Linked DNA regions of Homo sapiens: region 2 is linked to region 1. Evidence: chromatin contacts called from ENCODE Hi-C or POLR2A ChIA-PET data. All regions are on one chromosome and are shown on one strand. The core of a region is the stretch at or near the end of the contact, and the rest is flanking DNA. Distances in the headings are between cores, read along the strand shown.

What was found. Hi-C counts contacts between places; a loop is a spot of excess contacts on that map. ChIA-PET counts read pairs that join two places held with the same protein, here RNA polymerase II (POLR2A). Pooled maps may share reads with other maps.
Region 2: a map of naive thymus-derived CD4-positive, alpha-beta T cell shows a loop between it and region 1 (2.6-fold over the local background). The contact joins two enhancer-like sites. A Hi-C loop is called at or near these places in 2 of 168 maps with a recorded cell type or tissue (CD8-positive, alpha-beta T cell and naive thymus-derived CD4-positive, alpha-beta T cell), 14 of 37 single-sample maps with no recorded cell type and 8 of 50 pooled maps. POLR2A ChIA-PET finds 5 or more read pairs at or near these places in 4 of 52 experiments (BJ, OCI-LY7, T-cell and 1 more).

The regions. Positions count from the first base shown.
Region 1 is chr10:88,062,498-88,067,224 of GRCh38, reverse strand. No RefSeq gene overlaps it. Among named protein-coding and RNA genes, the nearest start is that of PTEN, 200 kb to the right of the region's middle. Within about 2 kb of position 2,569, at least 15 of the 41 ENCODE cell types and tissues checked have a DNase peak (open chromatin) inside an H3K27ac peak, as active enhancers do.
Region 2 is chr10:88,024,551-88,028,950 of GRCh38, reverse strand. No RefSeq gene overlaps it. Among named protein-coding and RNA genes, the nearest start is that of PTEN, 160 kb to the right of the region's middle. RefSeq lists a silencer at 1,295-1,344. Within about 2 kb of position 1,315, at least 6 of the 41 ENCODE cell types and tissues checked have a DNase peak (open chromatin) inside an H3K27ac peak, as active enhancers do.

The DNA.
Region 1 (4,727 bases), core at 1,320-3,819:
AACCAGCCTTCTGATGTCTTGTCCTTCCTGGTTTTGACCAACCTCTAAAAACCATAAGAACAGTTTGTCTCAGTATTTCAGTACTTCCGCTTCCAGGCCCAGGAAAGAGCAGGAAGTGCAGGGGCGTGTGAAAATCAAGAAAAAAGAAGAATTAAACCCGCTACACATGAAGCGCTCAAAGACTTCCTCTGTAACCTGTTGCAGCACACGAGTTTCAATGTGCTTTCACTGAGAGCCCAGGGGGACTGTGCTGTCCCCAGAATTTCGCACCATGCCCCACACTCTCAATGAACACTTGTTGCCTAAAAAAAAAAAATTAAATTTTAAGACCTTCAGTTTCTCTATTTGTATAAAGTGATTATAAAACCTACCTTATGGAGCTGTCTGATGATCACATATGAAATCGCATATGTTAAGTGCTTATGCAGCGTCTGGCACATGATCAGCATTAATTTTATGTGAACTGCCATTTTGATGGCAGTGGTGGCGATCTGATGGTGGAGGAGGTTTAGTTAGCGCTGGGTAGATTGTAACATATACCTATCCTTAATGATTTGTTCAACCTGGAATTTTGGACGGAGCCTGGGCCTGAGGAGTTGAACCTTAGAGTGATCCATTTCTCTTGGAAAAGTCCTGTTCAGTTTGAGCAAGAAACTCTGGAAAGGGGAAGGATGTATTTTAATCCCAGCTACCAGGGTGACAGGCAGCAGAACTGAAACAGCATGACTAAGCACAGACCATCTCCTTTCATTACATGGGGGGCTGAGGTCTTTCCTCTCTACTGCCAGGGACTGGAGAAAGGAAAGATACCCAGTTTAATTGCATCTGATAAACGGATAGTAAAGTCCAAGAGTAGACAATTGGAATATTTCCCCAGCCTTTTTCCTGTTAGGTTCTCAAAGCTAGAAAAAAAATGCTGAATGTCTTTTCCCTAACTTCATATCGCCATATGAAGCCCAGCTAAGTTTCCCTTGAAGTTCACTAGCCCATTTCCTCTGTAGGTCTACAGGGGCCACCTGCCAATGTGCAGGGATTAAATGAAGAAATAAAGACCTAAGGCCTTTCTAGAAGCTAAAAACCCTAGGACTCCCTAAACACTTTGGAGTTGCAGCTCCCATTGGTTAAGAGGTATGGATCGCATAGTTTCAAGCTGAGCCATGCTTTTCGGAATACTCTGCTTTTTCTCATCTTTTTCCACTATAGTAATACTATAAATGAGATCTCTTCCAGAAATAAAGGCAGAAAGCCCCAAGCTCGATGCTAAAGATGTTTGTGACAGAGTTCTGCAAGAATAGGATATTTGCAGTCTCGTCTGCGATAATCATTTCAGAAGTGGCTGCTGATACTGGTAGGTATGCAGTCAGCAATTGTGGTGGAAACGGGGAATGTCTGCTCAAAGAGACAGAATGTGCAATGACTCAAATGATTTCCAGCAATTGTCAATACTATTTGATGTTAGTCATTTATGCTACCTTTTTCTTATTTATAGATTCCTAGCTTTAAATTAACCTCCCTGATATATGGAAGTAATTTGGTCAGTAATAAGTTCCTTTGTTTTGGGTTTTTTGTTGTTTTTTTTTTTTAGGACTATGTGGCAGAGGAGACTCCTGACTTTCACTTCTCTAAATAACCAACAACTCCTCACTGTCCCTGTGTAAAGCTATCATGGCTGTGGGGAAGGAGAGACACTTCAAGGACAGCTCAGAGCAAAGTACCAGTTTAAAATCTTCTCACGAGAAGAGCAGCATCCTTCACTCATTTGTCCTTTCACTGAGGGTGCACTACATGTACTCACTGTGCTAGATATTGGGAATACAGGGCTGAGTGAGACATGGGCAGACTCCCTGAGAGGTAACACTCAGACTACATCTCAAAGGATAACTAGATATCCGCCAATCAAGATGGAGCAGCAGGCCAGGTATACAGGCTCAGCATCACTTTGGGCGTTGCTTTATCTTAAAAAGCTGCCTGAACCACTTAAAGGGACCCACTGCTGCCTTCAAAAGAGTACAGTGATATGCATCTTCCTGAGGTCTTTCTAAGCCACTTCTGGAGCTAGATATATGTTTCTCAGATGTCTCTGAAACAAGGTTTCCAGGCAACTACATCTGAGGCCATTGGTGCTGCAATATGACTGAAAGGAAAGAGGGTGTGTACTTCAACAGCCTTGCTGTAAGCAAGGTGGCTTCATCCCCTCCCCCCACCTGAAATTGAGAAACACAGAAGTGACCACAGTCCTAGGCCACTGTGTGCAAAAATGGGAAATGTCACTCATCAGGTCCTCTCCCACGTTTAACCAGAATCATCAGCCTATAGATTCGGGAACTGAGTGGCTTGACCATTTTGCACGTAAGCCATATGCAATTGGTCCAAAGGAGACCAGTGAGCAACAATTCAATTTAGAGTTCACTGAACTCTCTGGTTTGGGAAGGAAATTGCTAGTAATCAATTGCAGCAAGCATACAGGCTCAGGGCCAGGAAGAGAAAAATCACTTTAATGGGCAAAGCAGATGTTGCTAAATTCATTGCAAAAGTGAGATGGGCACAGAGCCAGGCCTTGCATGAGAGATGCTGATCTGTTCTCCTGAATGAACAAAACAGAGACATTTCAAAAAGGGGGGTTTCTATGAAAGAAGCCAGAGGTCTGTGTCCCTGTTAGAGTAAATAAAAGAAAATGCACCCAGGTGTTCAGGTCCCCCATACCACCACAGGACTTAAAGTTGTTAACATCTTACGAGGATTTTTAAACAAATCCAGAATACTAGCAAAAACTGCCTGGGGAGTCTTCATTCGGTTCTAAGGAGAGTATGTGGTAGAGTAGAGAGAACACGGGCTTTGGCATCAGATCTGTTTCTTCCATGAATTAGTTGCTTCCACCACCAAGAAGTTGTATGACTTGGGCAAAGTTCTTAACACCTCTCAGTCTCAGTTTCCTCCACTGTAAAATGGGCCTAATGTCATTTACCTTATTAGAGCAGTTGTGAGGACTAGTGATAATGTCTGTAAAGTATGGTAGAGAAATGCACTTAAGCAATAACATGTTTTCAGAACCATGAAAAGACTAGTGACACTAGGATGTGGGGAGAATTGGTTAATGACAGGGCAGGGTGGGGTGGGATGGGGAGAATTTCTGGCCCAATATTGACCAGCTTTGGCACGTGCTCTTGGTGAAGGATTACTTCACAGGTCACATGTTTCTTTGCATGCTTAGGCTGATAAAACATCTCTCAAGAATATAAGAGCTCAGCAAGTGTAGGAGCATAGCCCAAGAAAGGTCACTGTGTGTACTTAGAACATTTTCATGGAGTAGCTTCAAATGCAAGCCTCCTAAAAGAGAGTTGATTCTGATTCCCCAAATCTGAAATGTTCTTTACTTACCTAATTCCCACTCATCCTTCAAGGCCCAACCAGAGTCCCTCCTCTGAGAATCATCCCAAATTCCTCTGGAGCTCACCATCTCTACCTACTCACATATTGCCCAGTTTATATCAGCTGCCTTCAATCCTTCCTGGAACAAGACATTAATCCCATTCAGTAAAAACTTTAAATGCTACTTACTCAATTCTTTGGCCTGTCATAGTAAAGTGTCATACACTGATCATCACCTGAATCATGTGGTTCTACCCCAAATACTTAGCAACTTCCTAGAGTTTAGATATTGAACTTGCACTAATTAAAATCTCTAAATCAGAAGGCAGAGAGAGCTGAGGGCTCTGACACTTGACTAGTTGTGTGAGCTTGGGCCAAGTTTCATGGCCTTCTCAAGCCTTAGTTCTCTCATCTGTATACTGGAGATAATAATAGCACCTTCCTCCTAGGACTTGTGTGAGACTTTCGTGAGCTCGGTCCTGCAAAGTGCTCAGCACTACATTGTTAGCTGAGTAGTAACAGTCACTTTCCTGAAAGCTTCTTCACCCAGAGGGGCTAGCCCATGCCTGTGCACAAAGAATGTCAAATTACATTCACACCCCCTGAGATTTCCAAGCTACAGGCCATTTTCACAGTGGCCACTCTCCAGAAAGCTAAGTCCTGCTGAAAGTATGTTTCCAAGTTGCCATCACCTTTAGAATATTTCTGATAAGCAAGCAAAACTGCCTGTGGCCTTTGGCAGTGAATTTCTGGGGGCTGGTAAGAGGAGGATGTTTACCAGAGCACAAAGGCCAGGTCATAAGCAGAGAATATTTTGGCCCAGACAGATCCCAGAGAAGGCATTTTTGCCAAGCACAGACTCCATTCTCAGGTCCTGAAGTCAGCATTAGACACTAAACAAACCTTCCCGGGTTCACATTTGTTTACTTTTGGCCAAATGCAACTTCCTGTTTGAAAGGAAAAGGGCAGTAAAGCTTTCTATAGCCTTCTTGGACATAAAGGCTCTACTTGAAACAATTGATTTGCTAAGGATAAATGAATCAAACGTACACAATGGGGATCTCCCCTCCCCTCAAAATGTTCATGTTTCAACAGGGAAAGTGCTCAACAAAACCAAAACAAATATTTTTTCAACTGCTGGCCAATGAAGATTGTTTAGGCCATTTCTTCTCCTGAGAGCAAGAAAAACAGACATCAGGAGAGAGCTGAGTTACATGTGCTGTGTCAGAGAAGTCACTGCGACACACTTGGGGGTTGAGATTTCAGTTACACAGAAAGTCACAAAGTTGAAGTTCCCACAGCCACTCAAACCACATTCCCTAGCATGAACACAGAACAACCAGCTCTTTCATTACGTG
Region 2 (4,400 bases), core at 66-2,565, 37 kb after region 1:
AAATGCATCCAGTTAAGAGTTTCATTAGCAGGCTGGCCACAGGATAAGGTCCAAAGTCCTTAGTCTAATATGATCTCATGATCTCTGGCTGGAATAGGTTAAGCAGGAACAGGATCCCTGAGCTGCTGACATGAAAAGGAAGGTTATATGGCTTCACACAGGAAGTGTCACAGCATGCATTTTTCTGTCTCATCAAAGAAGACATTTTCAGCCTGGCCCTTAATCAGGTAGTGAGTCTTCCTGACGAAGAGCAGACTATAAACTTGCTTTCACCATGTGGCTGCAGCACAGTCTTTAAAAATGTATTTTCATATATATATAAAAGTTTTTATATTAAAAAATGTACATATACAGGTAAAGAGAGGATAGACATGTGCCTAACAGCTTAGGCTTCTAGTCCAACCAATATGTATTTGAGTCCCAGATCTGCACTTATTTATTGTATGACAAGTTGTTTAATTTCTGTGTGGCAGAGACTGGCTAGATACTCACCAAAATTGTTTCCTCTTCTCCTAGGTGTATAAGAAGATTATATTTCCCAGCCCCCTTGCATTTCAACAAAGGCATGTAATTGATTCCTGGCCAATAAAATTTGAGCAGAAGGAATACACTACTTCTAGGCCTGGGTTCTAAACCCTTTTGTATGATCTCCACTTCCTCTCTCCTTTGTCTTGTCAGTGCCACCAGATTCAGAGGACCTAAGGGAGGATTCTGAGACCCATATGAAAGGAGCCTGAATCCGTGAATAACTATGTGGAGTAGACACCCTTGACCACTAAGGTACATGGACATGAGCAATAAAATAAGGCTTTGTGTGTTACAGTAGTTATCACACTCTATTTAATACATGCTGTATACCTCAGCTTCTTCACCTGTGGAAAATATTAAGTTAATTACTCAAAGGAGTAGCACAATGCCTTTTACATAGTAAGTACTAAATAGTAGAAGCTATGTTACTATTGCTGTAGATATCATCCTTGTTATTACTGAGGCAAAGAACTCAGGTATAGATGTTGAACAAGCAGGCAGTTTTTTGCGCATATATTAGAGGGAAGTAAAACTTTTCTAAATATCAACTGGTGCAGACTTATGTAAAGTGAAATTTGAGCAATCACATTTCAGACACCAAGAATCATCCGCAAATAGTAAGTAATAAAGACCCTGAAAGAAGGAAGTGACTGATTCCTGAGCAGGCAGCGTAGGTTAAGGACAAGTGTCGGTTAAGGACCAGCATCAGAGTCAGAAGGAGGTCAGCAGAAGCTGGGAGAAGAGGAATCCAGATCAGGCCAGAACAGAAACTGCTCCCCAGGGCCACACTGGGCAATGTTTCTCAACAGTGCTCCAGGGAAGAGGAAGTAGTTGTCATCATCAAAATTCTACCCCCTGAACATAGAATGGTTAAATTAAAATAGAATTAAATACATGTAGTTCTTATTGTTTCCATAAAATTATCAGAGACCATCCTGGTAACTGCTATAGAGACATCCCCCACCTGCCATTTGGATTTGATTCTCGTAAATAAAATGAATCCTTCTTGTCAAACATTGCTTTAACAAGCTTTATTTCTTTTGTGATTTTTTGTTGTTGTTGTTGTTTGTTTGTTTTTGTTTTTGTTTTTGTTTTGTTTTTGAGACAAAGTCTTGCTCTTGTCCCCAAGGCTGTAGTGCAATGGCACTATCTCGGCTCACTGCAACCTCCGTCTCCCAGGTTCAAGTGATTCTCCTGCCTCAGCCTGCCAAGTAGCTGGGATTACAGGCGCCCGCCACCACGCCCAGCTAATTTTTGTATTTTTAGTAGAGATGAGGTTTCACCATGTTGGCCAGGCTGGTCTCGAACTCCTGACCTCAGGTGATCTGCCTGCCTCAGCTTCCCAAAGTGCTGGGATTACAGGCGTGAGCCACCGTGCCCGGCCACAAGCTTTATTTCCTTTTTTTTTTTTTTTGAGACGGAGTCTGGCTCTGTCGCCCAGTCTGGAGTGCAGTGGCGCAATCTAGGCTCACTGCAAGCTCCACTTCCCAGGTTCACACCATTCTCCTGCCTCAGCCTCCCTAGTAGCTGGGACTACAGGTGCCCACCACCACGCCCAGCTAATTTTTTGTATTTTCAGTAGAGACAGGGTTTCGCCGTGTTAGCCAGGATGGTCTCGATCTCCTGACCTCATGATCCTCCCGCCTCAGCCTCCCAAAGTGCTGGGACTACAGGAGTGAGCCACCGCGCCCGGCCCACAAGCTTTATTTCTAATTGTGTGTGCAACACATTCTACTGGCATTTGAGACTTTGCCAAGTCAATCTTGTCAGTTGTTTATTCATTCACTCATTCATTCATTCAAACATTTATTGAGCACCTACTCTGTGCCAAGCACTGTGTTACCAGATATATAGCAGCAGCAAAACAAATACAGCTTCTGCCCTCATTGTTCTTAATAGGGGGCAGGGGAGACAGACCAGAAAAAGGTAAACAAATAACAAATAAAGGTATAATTACATATGTAGGAAAGTAATCTGAATGTGAAAAAAAATGAAATCATTAAGTTTCTGATAGAGAAGAACAAGAGGGACTGGATTTAGAGAGAGCACGTGGGGAACCCCGCCTGAGGAGATGATGTTTAAGCATAAATATGAAGAAACAGGAGTTGACCAGGGGTAAAGTACTCCAAACCATAAAGAAGGATCTTGGGCAAGGCAAGAAGCATTTCAACAATTGCAAAGAAGCTACTGTAATTGGAGCCCAAGAGTGAGCAAAGGTGAATGCGGTGCAAGATGGGATTGGAAAGGTAAGGAAGTACTAGACTGTGCAGGGTCACAAACAAAGCTGGGGTCTAAGCCAAAGACATAGTTGGGGTCCTTTCCAAGTGCAACAAAAACCACAGGAGGGTTTTAAGTGGATGCTGTCATATGATCTGGCTTACAATGTTTAAAGTTCATTCAAGATTGCCAAGTGGAGAACTGGCTAAAGGAGACAAGAGAAGAAGCAAGCAGACCCATTAGGAGGAGGCTGTTTCCATTCTCAAGCACACGCTGGTGGCAAGCTGGATGAGCAAGGGGCAGAGATAGTGACAGAAAGGACATAGTGAGAGATATTTTGGAGGTAAATACTTCAGAACTTGCAGATGTGAGAGTGAGGGCAACAGAAGGATGAATGTCAACCCTCAGATTTTCTGTTTAACCAGCTGGGCATATAAATGTGAATTTTACTGAGATGGGAAAAGATGGAGAATAAAGTGGATTAGGGAACAGAGAAATCAGAAATTCCATTTTGGACTTGTTACTTGGGAGCTATCAAGGAAGCCTGGTGTCCCAGCACTTCTTTCTGAGCTTTCTTCCCATTCTTCCCTAACAATAACTCTCTGATAATCAATTTGGACTTTTTCCTGTCCCCCAAAGGCCTCCAACAGTAGGAAAAATCTTTCTCTCTGCATGATTTTACTCCCTATTTTCTACCTACCAAAATCGTATTGATCTACTCCCACCCTGCATTTACCATCAAGTTATTTATATCATTCATTTGAAGCGCCACATGACAGTAATGAATGGGAGTTACGAGTAAAAACTTTGGATTCACTCACATCTGGGTTTTAACCCTGGCTCTGCTATTTGCTGGTTGTATGATAAATTGAGCAAACCATTTAACCTCTTTGAGCCTCAGTTTATTATCTGTAAAATGACATAGTCAACCCACCATGGCAGACACTGCTATTTATGTTCCCAATGTAAGTTCTCTCCTCATTTTTCCTTCTTATAGAGCCCCAGTTTTGTTCAGGGTAACAATGTGCCCAGCTAAAATGCTCAAGCAACTGGCTTCCTTAAAGCTGATGGTAGCCTACTGACATTGTTCTGGCTAATAGTATATAAGAGGAAGTATTCTTGAATTTCTGGGAAAACATTCCTTTTCTTATATAAGTGCCCCACGCCCGTTACACCATCCTTCATCCTGCTTTACACACAGATGTGATGCTTGAATGGGCAGCAACTATGACTGTGGAGCTAAGGGCTGTAGAGCAGAAATATGGAGGAGACTGTGTCCCAGGTGGTCCTAACCAGGGCAACAAACTCTAGGCTTTTTGTAGCATGATATAAATAACCTCCTTACTTGTTTAAGCCAGTATATATTTTTTTGGCTTTTCTGTTGCCAGTCAGCAAATACATTTTAACAAACCCATCTACTTCATGGGCTGATTTGGTAAGTATTAAATAAGCAATGTCTATACAACGCTCAGTAGCTGCTGAGAATTATTATGCTACTCTTACCTTGCTATTTAAATCATTTTGGTATATATGTGCCTTGTTCCCTCAATAGACTGTTACATGACCTCAAGACAGAGATTTCTGTAGCGTTTGGTAATCCCTTCCCACACATAATGGGTGCTCAACAAATCCATTGACAAGGTGGCCACCCTTTC